Linked DNA regions of Homo sapiens: region 2 is linked to region 1. A link is a loop called in an ENCODE intact Hi-C map of the cell type or tissue named here. Cell type or tissue: mammary epithelial cell. All regions are shown on one strand. Each heading gives the region's core, and the rest is flanking DNA. Links, peaks and the distances in the headings are about the cores only.

Region 1 (5,369 bases), core at 186-5,185:
ACAAGAGTGAAACTCCATCTCAAAAAAAAAAAAAAAAGACTATCAAAATGGATGTAATTATTTATGTATGTATGTTTATATGTATGTATTTATTTATTTATTTGAGATGGAGTTGCCAAGCTGGAGTTGCCCAAGCTGGAGTGCAGTACAGTAGCACGATCTCTGCTCACTGCAGCTCTGCCTCTTGAGTTCAAGCAATTCTCCTGCCTCAGACTCCCGAGTAGCTGGCCTGCCACCATGCCCAGTTCTTTTGTATTTTTAGTAGAGATTACAAGTGTGAGCCATCGCGCCCAGCTCACGCCTGATTCCCAGCACTTTGGGAGGCGGAGGCAAGCGGATAACCTGAGGCCAGGAATTTGAGGCCAGCCTGGCCAACATGTTGAAACCCCATCTCTACTAAAAATACAAAAATTAACCAGGCCTGGTAGTGCACGCCTGTAATCCCAGCTATTTCGGAGGCCGAGGCAGAAGAATTGCCTCAACCCTGGAGGCAGAGGCCACAGTGAGCAGACATGGCACGACTGTACTCCAGTCTGGGCGACAGAGAGAGACTCTGTCTCAAAAAAAAAAAAAAAAAAGGATGGGGTCTCACTATGTTGCCCACGCTGGGCTTCTCGAACTGTCCTGGGATCAAGAGATCCTCCTACCTTGTCCTCCCAAAGTGCTGGGATTACAGGCTTGAGTCATGATGCCCAGCCTAATTTTTATAAAAGCACAAAATAACCCTGGAAGACACCTGGGAGTTTATTTTTTATTTTTTTCTTAGAGACAGGGTCTTACTCTGTCACCCAGGCTGGAGTGCAGTGACCCAATAACACCTCACAGTAACTACAAACTCCCGGGCTCAAGAGATCCTCCCACCTCAGTCTCCTGAGTAGCTAGGACTACATGGGCACACCACCATTCCTGGTTAATTTAAAAAATCTTTTTTGTAGAGATGAAATCTCCCTGTGTTGCCAGGCTGGTCTCAAACTCCTGGTCTCAAGCAGTCTTCCTTCTTTGGCCTCCCAAAGTGTTAGGATTACAGGTGTGAGCCAGCCTTGTTTTTCAGAATTTTATTTATTTATTTTTTTGAGACTGAGTCTCGCTCTGTCGCCCAGGCTGGGGTGCAGTGGCACAATCTCTGCTCACTGCAGCCTCCACCTCCTGGGTTCAAGTGATTGTCCTGCCTCAGCCTCCCGAGTAGCCGGAATTACAGGCGCATGCCACCACGCCCAGCTAATTTTTGTATTTTTAGTAGAGATGGGGTTTCACCATGTTGGCCAGGCTGGTCTTGAACTCCTGACCTAGTGATCTGCCCACCTCAGCCTCCCAAAATGCTGGGATTACAGGTGTGAGCCACTGCGCCCGGCCCAGACTATTTTTTATTATTTGTTTTTATTTATTCATTTATTTTGAGACGGAGCCTCACTCTGTTGCCCAGGCTGGAGCGCAGTGGCACTATCTTGGCTCACTGCAACCTCCACCTCCCAAGTTCAAGCAATTCTCCTGCCTCAGCCTCCCGAAGAGACTGCAGGCACGCACCACCACACCCGGCAAATTTTGTATTTTTAGTAGAAACGGAGTTTCACCATGTTGCCCAGGGTGGTCTTGAACCCCTGACCTCAGGTGATCCACCCACTTCGGCCTCCCAAAGTGCTGGGATTACAGGCGTGAGCCACCGCGCCCGGCCGTTTTTCAGACTTGTAAAAGACCAGTCCTTGGCCGGGCGCGGTGGCTTACGCTTGTAATCCCAGCACTTTGGGAGGCCAAGGCGGGCAAATCACGAGGTCAGGAGACGGAGACCATCCTGGCTAACACGGTGAAACCCTCGTCTCTACTAAAAACGCAAAAAATGGCCGGGCGCGGTGGCTCACGCCTGTAATCCCAGCACTTTGGGAGGCCGAGGCGGGTGGATCACGAGGTTAGGAGATCGAGACCACGGTGAAACCCCGTCTCTACTAAAAATACAAAAAAAAAAAAAAAATAGCCGGGCGCGGTGGCGGGCGCCTGTAGTCCCAGCTACTCAGGAGACTGTGGCAGGAGAATGGCGTGAACCCGGGAGGCGGAACTTGCAGTGAGCCGAGATCGCGCCACTGCACTCCAGCCTGGGCGACAAAGCAAGACTCTGTTTCAAAAAAACAAAAAACAAAAAAAAAACCGCAAAAAATTAGCCAGGTGTGGTGACACGTGCCTGTAGTCCCAGCTACTAGGGAGGCTGAGGCAGGAGAATCGCTTGAACCTGGGAGGTGGAGGTTGCAGTGAGCCAAGACTGTGCCACTGCGCTCCAGCCTGGGCGAGGAGCGAGGCTCCGTCTCAAAAAATAAATTAATTAATATTAAAAAAAAAAAAAAAGACCAGTCCTCGTGTTCTGTCTACTGTTTCTACCGGGAGAAAATGTGGCTACCCTCCTTTGCTTGCAGAGGCGAGTGGAAGCTGGAGAACCAGCTGCCAGGGCCGGGTCTCGGCTAGGTTATTAACAGCTGAGGGATCTCCGCCCGGGTGGCTGGAACGCAGTGCTCCCGGGCGCTCCGTGCTCTCTGCTTCCCCCTGTAGGTAAAAACGGGAAGGCGGCCCCGGAGGGACGGCGGGAGGGAACACTGCCCCCTGGTGGTTGATGCCGCGCAAAAGAAAGAATGAAAAAGCCTGGCCCACAGAAGGTGGCAGCTGAGAAGGGTGCCCGGGAGCCTCAGAGCTCTCCCCTAGTCATCAGGTTTTTGGGCTGCGCTTGGTCTCTGCGAATAATCCATACTGACCCCTCCTTTCTCCTCCCTGGAGTCACTCCCGCAGGGGTGTTGGGAGTCCCCAGCCCCACAAAGTGTGTGGCCCATGTGTTTCCAAATTCCCCACGAGGGTCAGGGTCACAGAAGGAAAACCACCATACAGCCCATGCTGTTCCACTGTGAGCCAGAGTTGTAAGTTTACTCAAATGTGTTTTTTCCTTTATGAGATTTGGACAATGGCTATTTGCTGATTAATAACAATCCTATGATCATATCAACAAGAGCCCAAAAGTACTTAATAAGACAGCATTGGGGCCAGGTACAGTGGCTCACGCCTGTAATCCCAGCACTTTGGGAGGCCGAGGCGGGCGGATCACGAGGGCAGGAGATCGAGACCATCCTGGCCAACACGGTAAAACCCCATCTCTACTAAAAATACAAAAAAAATTAGCCAGGTGTGTTGGCGGGCGTCTGTCCCAGCTACTGGGGCGGCTGAGGCAGGAGAATGGGGTGAACCTGGGAGGTGGAGCTTGCAGTGAGCCGAGATTGCGTCACTGCACTCCAGCCTGGGCGACAGCGAGATTCCGTCTCAAAAAAAAAAAAAAAAAAAAAATTAGCCGGGCATGGTGGTGTGCACCTGTAATCCCAGCTACTCAGGAGGCTGAGGTAGGATAATCACTTGAACCCAGGAGGCGGAGGTTGCAGTGAGCCGAGATCGCGCCACTGTGCTCCTTCCTGGGTGACAGAGCAAGACCCCATCTCAAAAAAAAAAACAGTATTGAGCTCAGTGTGGTGGCTCACACCTGTAATCCTAGTGCTTTGGGAGGCCAAGGAAGGAGGATAGCTTGAGCCCAGGAGTTCAAGACCAGCTTGGGCAACGTAGTTAGACTCTGCCTCTACAAAAAATGCAAAAAATAGCCAGGTGTGGTGGCGCACTCCTGTAGTCTCAGCTACTCAGGAGGCTGAGTGGGAGGATTGGTTCAGCATGGGAGGTGGAGTCTGCAGTGAGCTGTGTTTGTGCCACTGCACTCCAGCCAGAGTGTCAGAGCAAAACTCTGTCCCCCCCTGCCAAAAAAATTAGCTGGGTATGGTGGCATGTGCCTATAGTTCCAGCTACTTGGGAGGGTGAGGTGGGAGGATCACTTGAGCCCTGGCATTTGAGACTGCAGCGAGCCATAACTGCACCACTGCACCACTGCACCCTGACAGGCAAAAGCCTGTCTCAAAAAAAAAGATGGCATTCTTTTTTTTTTTTTTTTTTTTTTTGAGATGTAGTCTTGCTCTGTTGTCCAGGCTGGAGTGCAGTGGTGTGATCTCGGCTCACTGCAACCTCCACGTCCCAGGTTAAAGCAATTCTCGTGCCTCAGCCTCCTGAGTAGCTGGGACTACAGATGCACCACCATGCATGGCTAATTTTTATATTTTTAGTAGATATGGGGTTTCGCCATGTTGGCCAAGCTGGTCAAACTCCTTACTTCAGGTGATCCGCCTGCCTCGGCCTCCCAGAGTACTGGGATTATAGGCATGAGTCACTGCGCCCGGCTCTTTTTTTTTTTAATTTAAATTTCATTTCTCTTCTGATACCTTTGGTACAGCATTCATTTTTATATACAAACTTTAAAAAAGAGGAATGGCGGAGAGATCCGGAGTGAACATGGTAGAGACGCATCTCTTTCCTCCTGCCTTCACACACCTACTCAGCAATTATGGAGCTATCAACATTTGGCAGACATTCAGGTAGCCTGTTAGATTCTAGGGCCATAAAGATAGAAAGATACAGTCACAGCCATGAAGGACCTTGGCAGATCTGGTGTGACCGTCCCAGCAGGTAGCACAGTGCCTGGTGTGTTGGCGGGAGGGATGAGAGGTAAGGGCCGCTGCAGAATGCTGAGCTGCTGGGGAGGGATGTCTGTGGGCAGAGGCGAGTTCTCTCTCTGCCTAGGGAGATCCGGGAAGGCTTTTCAGATAAGGAGCAGGCAGCCAGTGTACACCCTTCTCCCCAAAGCCTGGTGGGCCTGGCCTCTCTGAGCCACACTCTCTAACTGAGAAGAAGCCACTCTGGTGGGCATGTTTCAGGTGGGCATGTTTCAGGTGGGTGGTACTCTTGGGTTGCAGGAAGGGAGACGGATAGGGTCTGGGGGCTGACATTTGGGGTTCCAAAACAACATTGTCACTAACCAGCGTCCTTCGTTTCTGAAGAAGCTTGCGATTCTGGGTGCTCTTGTCTTCTGTGAGAAAGGATTCGTCTATGGTCACTCCTGAAGGCCGTGGCTGTAATCTGCACAGAGAAGGGAAAGCTGATGGTGGGTGACAGAGTCCAGAGTGGGAAGAGAACTCCCATCCTTTCTAGATCCACAAGGCATAGCCGTCTCCCTGAGCCAGGCTCTGGGTGCTGCCTCCGGATTCCCAGAGACACTGCCAAGCAAGTCCCTGGCCTTGGGTCCAAACCATTTGCTTACATTCCCAGAAACATTCTTTTCATCACCAAAATTTCACCAACTACTGCAGCAGCAGGACATCCTCCCCATGAACCCAGAGAACCCCATGGGCCTATACTTCTGTTCAGTGTTCAACTGTGGCTGTGGTATTGGTTTCATGTACACAACTCTGGCATACTCTGGGGCTGTGATACAAAGGGCAGGTGCTGTAGGACAAGAAGCACAGGGT
Region 2 (5,369 bases), core at 231-5,230, 250 kb before region 1:
TCTGGGATTATTCAAGGGAGAAGTCATTGCTCAATATAATAGAAAGAAAATGAGGCTGGGCCTGGTGGCTCATGCCTGTAATCCCAGTACTTTGGGAGGCCAAGGTGGGCAGATCACCTGAGATCAGGAGTTTGAAACCAGCCTGGCCAACGTGGTGAAACCCTGTCTCTACTAAAAATATAAAAATTAGCTGGGCATGGTGGAGCGCACCTGTAATCTCAGCTACTCGGGAGGCTGAGGCAGGAGAATCACTTGAACCCGGGAGATGGAGATTGCAGTGAGCCAAGACTGCGCTACTGCACTCCAGCCTGGGTGACAGAATGACAAAGAGGAGGAGAGGAGAGGAGGGGAGAGGAGAGGGGAGGGGGGAGGGGAGGAGATGGGAAGGGAGAGGGGAGGAGATGGGAGGGGAGAGGGGAGGAGATGGGAGGGGAGAGGGGAGGAGATGGGAGGGGAGGGGGGAGAGGGGAGGAGATGGGAGAGGGAGGGGAGAAGGGAGGGGGAGGGGAGGGGAGGAAGGAAAGAAGGAAGGAAGGAGGGAAGGAAGGAGGGAGGGAGGGAAGGAAGGAAGGGAGGGAGGGAGGGAAGGAAGGAAGGGAGGGAGGGAGGGAGGGAAGGAAATAAATGAGATTTTTCTCATGAGGGTCAGAATTCCACCACGTACTGGCTGCATGGTATGATTTTGAGCAAATTACTCAATCTCTAGCATTTACACATCCTGATAGTAGAGGTGTTTCTCCTTTCTTAGTCTCTCTGTGTCTCTAAACCTCAGTACCTACCCTCAATAGGCACTCCATGAATGAAAGAAAGGCAAATGCAAAAGCCCATTCAGGGTCTGCCTGCCCTCCAGACTCATAAGATATCAAAGAGCTAGGCAGAGGTAGGCTGAATATGTAGAAGAGAAATTGGCTGTCACTTGGGGTGACAGATCAATTAAGGAAGGATCACTAAGATGGGTTAGGACCTCCCTGCCAGTCACTAGAAAGGTGACCACTCACCTCCCATGAACTGCGATGGCAGCAATGCCAGTCCTCTCTATCCGCTTCACAAGGCTCAGGGTATCTTCTAGCTGAGGAGGAGGACCACACAGGATGGTTACTGAAGCTCCAGAAGGAGCAGCTGCTGCCTCCTAAAGTAGGCTCAGCTCTACTCTCTCCTCCAAGCCTAATTTAGCACCTCAAGAATCGTTCACAAACCTAAATCCAACATCACCAGAGAGAATGGACCTTCATATGTAACACACCATCCTTACCGATGGCAGGATGCGAATCTTGCAGGTCACAGGTCTGCGTGTCCCTTTAACAAGAGTGCTGAGGATCTGCAGAAAGGAAAACACAAGAGCACCTATGTCTTCTGGAACAAACCATCACTCTGCCTGTACTAATTAACTCCGCTACAGGCTGTGCATTCCGGTGGCATGAACAGTTTGCATATGTGTGAATGCATGTGTGTGTCTGTTACACACATACACACATAAGCTCCATGAGGCAAGGGACCTGCCTTTGTTCTATACTGGAGCCCCAGCACCTGCCTGGCACCTAGTGGTATACACATATTTGTCAAATATACTGAATGAGTGAGTGAATGGGTACGCGTGTACACCTGTGTGCAGCTCACTGAGCCTTTGCCAGGACAAATACCAGAATTATCTGGAGAACTGAAGAAATACACACTCTTGAATTCCACACTATTATTTCCTGAGTCAGTCTCTAGGGGAAGGGCTTAGGAATGTGTGTTTTCAAAAGGCTCTGCCCAACACACTCCAGCCCGTCCTCAGAATCATTCTGAGGCCTAGCCTTGGTTAAGAACACACGGCTAAAAAAAAAAAAAAAGTAAGAAAAAAAGAACACATAGCTAACTGGGTGTGGTGGTTTATGCCTGTAATCCCAACACTTTGAGAGGCTGAGGTGGGAAGATTGCTTGAAGCCAGGAGTTTGAGACCAGCCTGGGCAACACAGCAAGACCCTGTTTCCTTTTTGTTTGTTTGTTTGTTTGTTTTGTTTTGAGACAGGGTCTGGCTCTGTTTCCCAGGCTAGAGTGCAGTGGCACAATCTTGGCTCACTGTAACCTCTGCCTCCCTAGCTCAAGCCATCCTCCCACTTCAGCCTCCAGAGTAGCTGGGACCACCATGTTGGCCAGGCTGGTCTCGAACTCCTGAGCTCAAGCAATCCACCTGTTTTATCCTCCCAAAGTCCTGGGATGACAGGCTTGAGCCACTGCACCTAGCCCATCCCTGTTTCTATTAAAAAAAAAAAAAGCGGGGGGGCAGACAGCTTCTTTCCTGGGTGAAGGGAATGTTCCCTAAGTGTTGTTCCAGGACTTACAGGGTGAGGGAACAGGAAGGCTCTTAAGGGGGGCCTGCATTCCTCTTTAGGGCAGTCAGACATACATGAGTGAAACTGGCAAAGGAAAAGACAACATACTCATAAGATAAGCACATATTTAAAAGTGCTTATCACATAGCAATTGCAAAAGATTTCAAAGAAAGATCAAGAAGTCACGCAGGAAAGTGACAGGGAGGTAGCAAGACCAGACCACACAAGAATCAGAGATAGAGAGGTGTAGATGACACTGCATGTCTGTGTCATTGCTATCTTCTTCCCTCATCAGAAATTTCAGGCCAGGCAAGCTGGAGGAAAGATGATCCCAAGAACCCTCTTCCAAGAACTGGATCTCTGCCTAGCAGAGCAGGGGGATATCTAGGTGGCTGCTGCCAGTCTTGATTCTAGACAGGCGGGGGCAGCAGAGAGCCAGGTTGCAAAAACCAGTAGTGGAGGCCTATCAGGGACAGGATGAAGCAGGCCATTCCAGAAGACATCAGATCAAGAGGCTGGACTGACAGACAGTTCATGAGCAAGACAGGACCTGCTGGCCCAAATGCCAGGGACTGGCAGGAAGGAACAGTCTCTAGGTGCTGCTCCAGGAGGCAGACTTGGCCTGAGGTCTTAGGGTCACCCTGGCAGGCCTTAAAGAGGCACTTACATTTTAAGGGCGGGACTGACAGGTTCATCAAGAAATACAATAAAAATTCTCATTCTAGTCCCATCCTTCATGCTCAGAGCAACATCTCTAAAAGGTTCCATTACAAGTGCTCACTTAGAATCCTCTGACATTTGGTGATTTAAGCAACACCAGCTGGTCTGATCCAATTCTCTGTCTTGTAGAACTTCCTTTTGCTATTTTATCCAAGTAGCTCTCAGTACTTTCTTCAGTATTTCTGTGTGTTTCATGTGTGTGTTAAGGACTAGGAAGGAAATTAGGTAACCAAAAACCCTAGGCACTTGCAAGGGTCACACTGAGGGGAAATGGCAACTAGAGATTGTCTTCTGGCCAGGCTCTAGCATGACACTCTCCTGGACACCAACTCTCCAGATCCAAGTCTTTGGGGAGAAAGAATGAGAGACAAGTCCATATTTGAGCAGAGGAACAGCACATCTACCTACAAGCAGGCTTGCCTCAATAGACCCACTGGCCAACTGAAGAAAAGCAGTCTCCTTCACTCCCCTGGTTTCTGGGAGGCAGCAGATGAGGATAGGAAAGCATAGGCCTGGAAAGCACTGAGACCTGAGTTCATGTCCTGGCCCTGCCAATTGTCAGCCATGGCCCAAGTACAGTGTACACAAGGGGGATGCCCTGCGCACACCTGTAATCCCAGCACTTTTGGAGGCCAGATCACCTGAGGTTAGGTGTTCAAGGCCAGCCTGAACAACATGGTGAAACCCCGTACCTACTAAAAATACAAAAATTAGCCGGGTGTTGTGGTGCATGCCTGTAATCTCAGCTATTCAGAGGCTGAGGCAGGAGAATCACTTGAACCCAGGAGGTGGATGTTGCAGTGAGCTGAGATCGCACCACTGCACTCCAGCCTGGGCAGCAGAGCAAGACTCCCTCTCAAAATAAATAAATAAATATTTAAAAAAATAAAATAAAACTGAGGTTCTTAATCCAGGGAGCATATATCAGAGTTACCTGGTAGAAGCTTTCTCAAAGAGATTGATATCCCACTCTCCACCCCTACTCACCCCAAGGGTCTGCAGAATTCTCAACAGATAGCATCCTTTATTTCTAACTGGGGTAAAATATATATAACATGAAATTTGCCATCTTAAACATTTTTAAGTGTATAATTCAGTGGCATTAATTACATTCACAATGTTGTACAACCACCAATGTTATGTATTTCCAAAGTTTTTCATAACCCCAAACAAGAATCTTGAGAAAATTTCTAGAGGTGGTCTTGAGATACTCCCACAGATGGAACCACGGGCCTAAAACGCCAAGCCTGGAAGGACCCGCAAAGCTCTCACCCAGGTCACCCAGCTTGCCAACACAGTCTGGACCCGAATTGAATCCAGCCCCTACACCTAAGCCACATCTGGCTTTGTTGTGGAAGCCTGCAACCTCCCTACCATGGGGCAAACCCCATCTATCAGTCCAACCTGGCCCATCTGAGTACCCAACCAGAGAAGTAGTGAAATGAACTAAGCTTCTGAGGTTGAGTGTATCTCTGCTGCCTCATGGATGAAATCTGCCTTATTCAAAGAGGGGCAGTAGAGAGGACAGAGCCAACAGCCTGGGTCTGAGAAGAGAGGAGGCTGGAGGATAACAAAAATGCCTGTGTGCTCATGTTGTGAACCACATCCTCCCTGCTGGGGCCCCCTCTCCTAGGTGTGGAAACCAATTTGACATCCAAGATGTCTACTTCCACTCCACCCTGCACACAAGTGTCTTAACTGGAGATTTCCAAGTTGAGGTGCCTATTGACCTGACACTTATAAACTATACCCAGGCACCTTGAACCTGAGATGCTACTGGAGAGGGTGCTGACACTAGGAGTCAGAAGAGACTATAGTTCACAAGCTGGCTCTGCCTGCCACTTATTTACTATATGATCTTTTTTTTTTTTTTTTTTTTTTGAGACGGAGTCTTGCTCTGTCGCCCAGGCTGGAGTGCAGTGGCACGATCTCTGCTCACTGCAACCTCTGCCTCCCGGGTTTATGCCATTCTCCTGCCTCAGCCTCCTGAGTAGCTGGGACCACAGGCACCCGCCACCACGCCCAGCTAATTTTTTGTATTTTTAGTAGAGACTGGGTTTCACCGTGTTAGCCAGAATGGTCTCGATCTCCTGACCTTGTGATCTGCCCGCCTCAGCCTCCCAAAGTGCTGGGATTACAGGCATGAGCCACCACGCCCGGCCTACTATATGATCTTAAGCAAATTATTTTCTCTCTCTGTGCTTTAGTCTATTGTCCTTGATCAAATGGAGATAACTGCCAATCCTATCTACTTCAAGGGGTTTCAGGATCAAATGAAAGGCACATTATGGCTGGGCACAGTGGCTCACATCTGTAATCCCAGCACTTTGGGAG

Evidence for each region. Peaks named below come from ENCODE experiments on the same cell type or tissue, not always from the same donor. Only the 100,000 strongest peaks of a DNase experiment are listed, where the experiment ranks them.
Region 2: it touches region 1 in a loop (13-fold over the local background); 15 of 110 quality-filtered maps call a loop at or near these places.

Annotation. Positions count from the first base shown.
Region 1 is chr16:67,813,913-67,819,281 of GRCh38, reverse strand. TSNAXIP1 (translin associated factor X interacting protein 1) reads right to left here. Exons shown (of 16, transcript NM_001288990.3): 2 at 4,881-4,980. Among named protein-coding and RNA genes, the nearest start is that of TSNAXIP1, 9.7 kb to the right of the region's middle. RefSeq lists a silencer at 1,982-2,164. In mammary epithelial cell, for the core only: a CTCF peak has its summit at 2,566 (motif pointing left); a DNase peak (open chromatin) is centred at 2,541.
Region 2 is chr16:68,062,266-68,067,634 of GRCh38, reverse strand. DUS2 (dihydrouridine synthase 2) reads right to left here. Exons shown (of 17, transcript NM_017803.5): 9 at 1,253-1,318; 10 at 999-1,069. Among named protein-coding and RNA genes, the nearest start is that of NFATC3, 20 kb to the left of the region's middle. In mammary epithelial cell, for the core only: a CTCF peak has its summit at 2,731; a DNase peak (open chromatin) is centred at 2,774.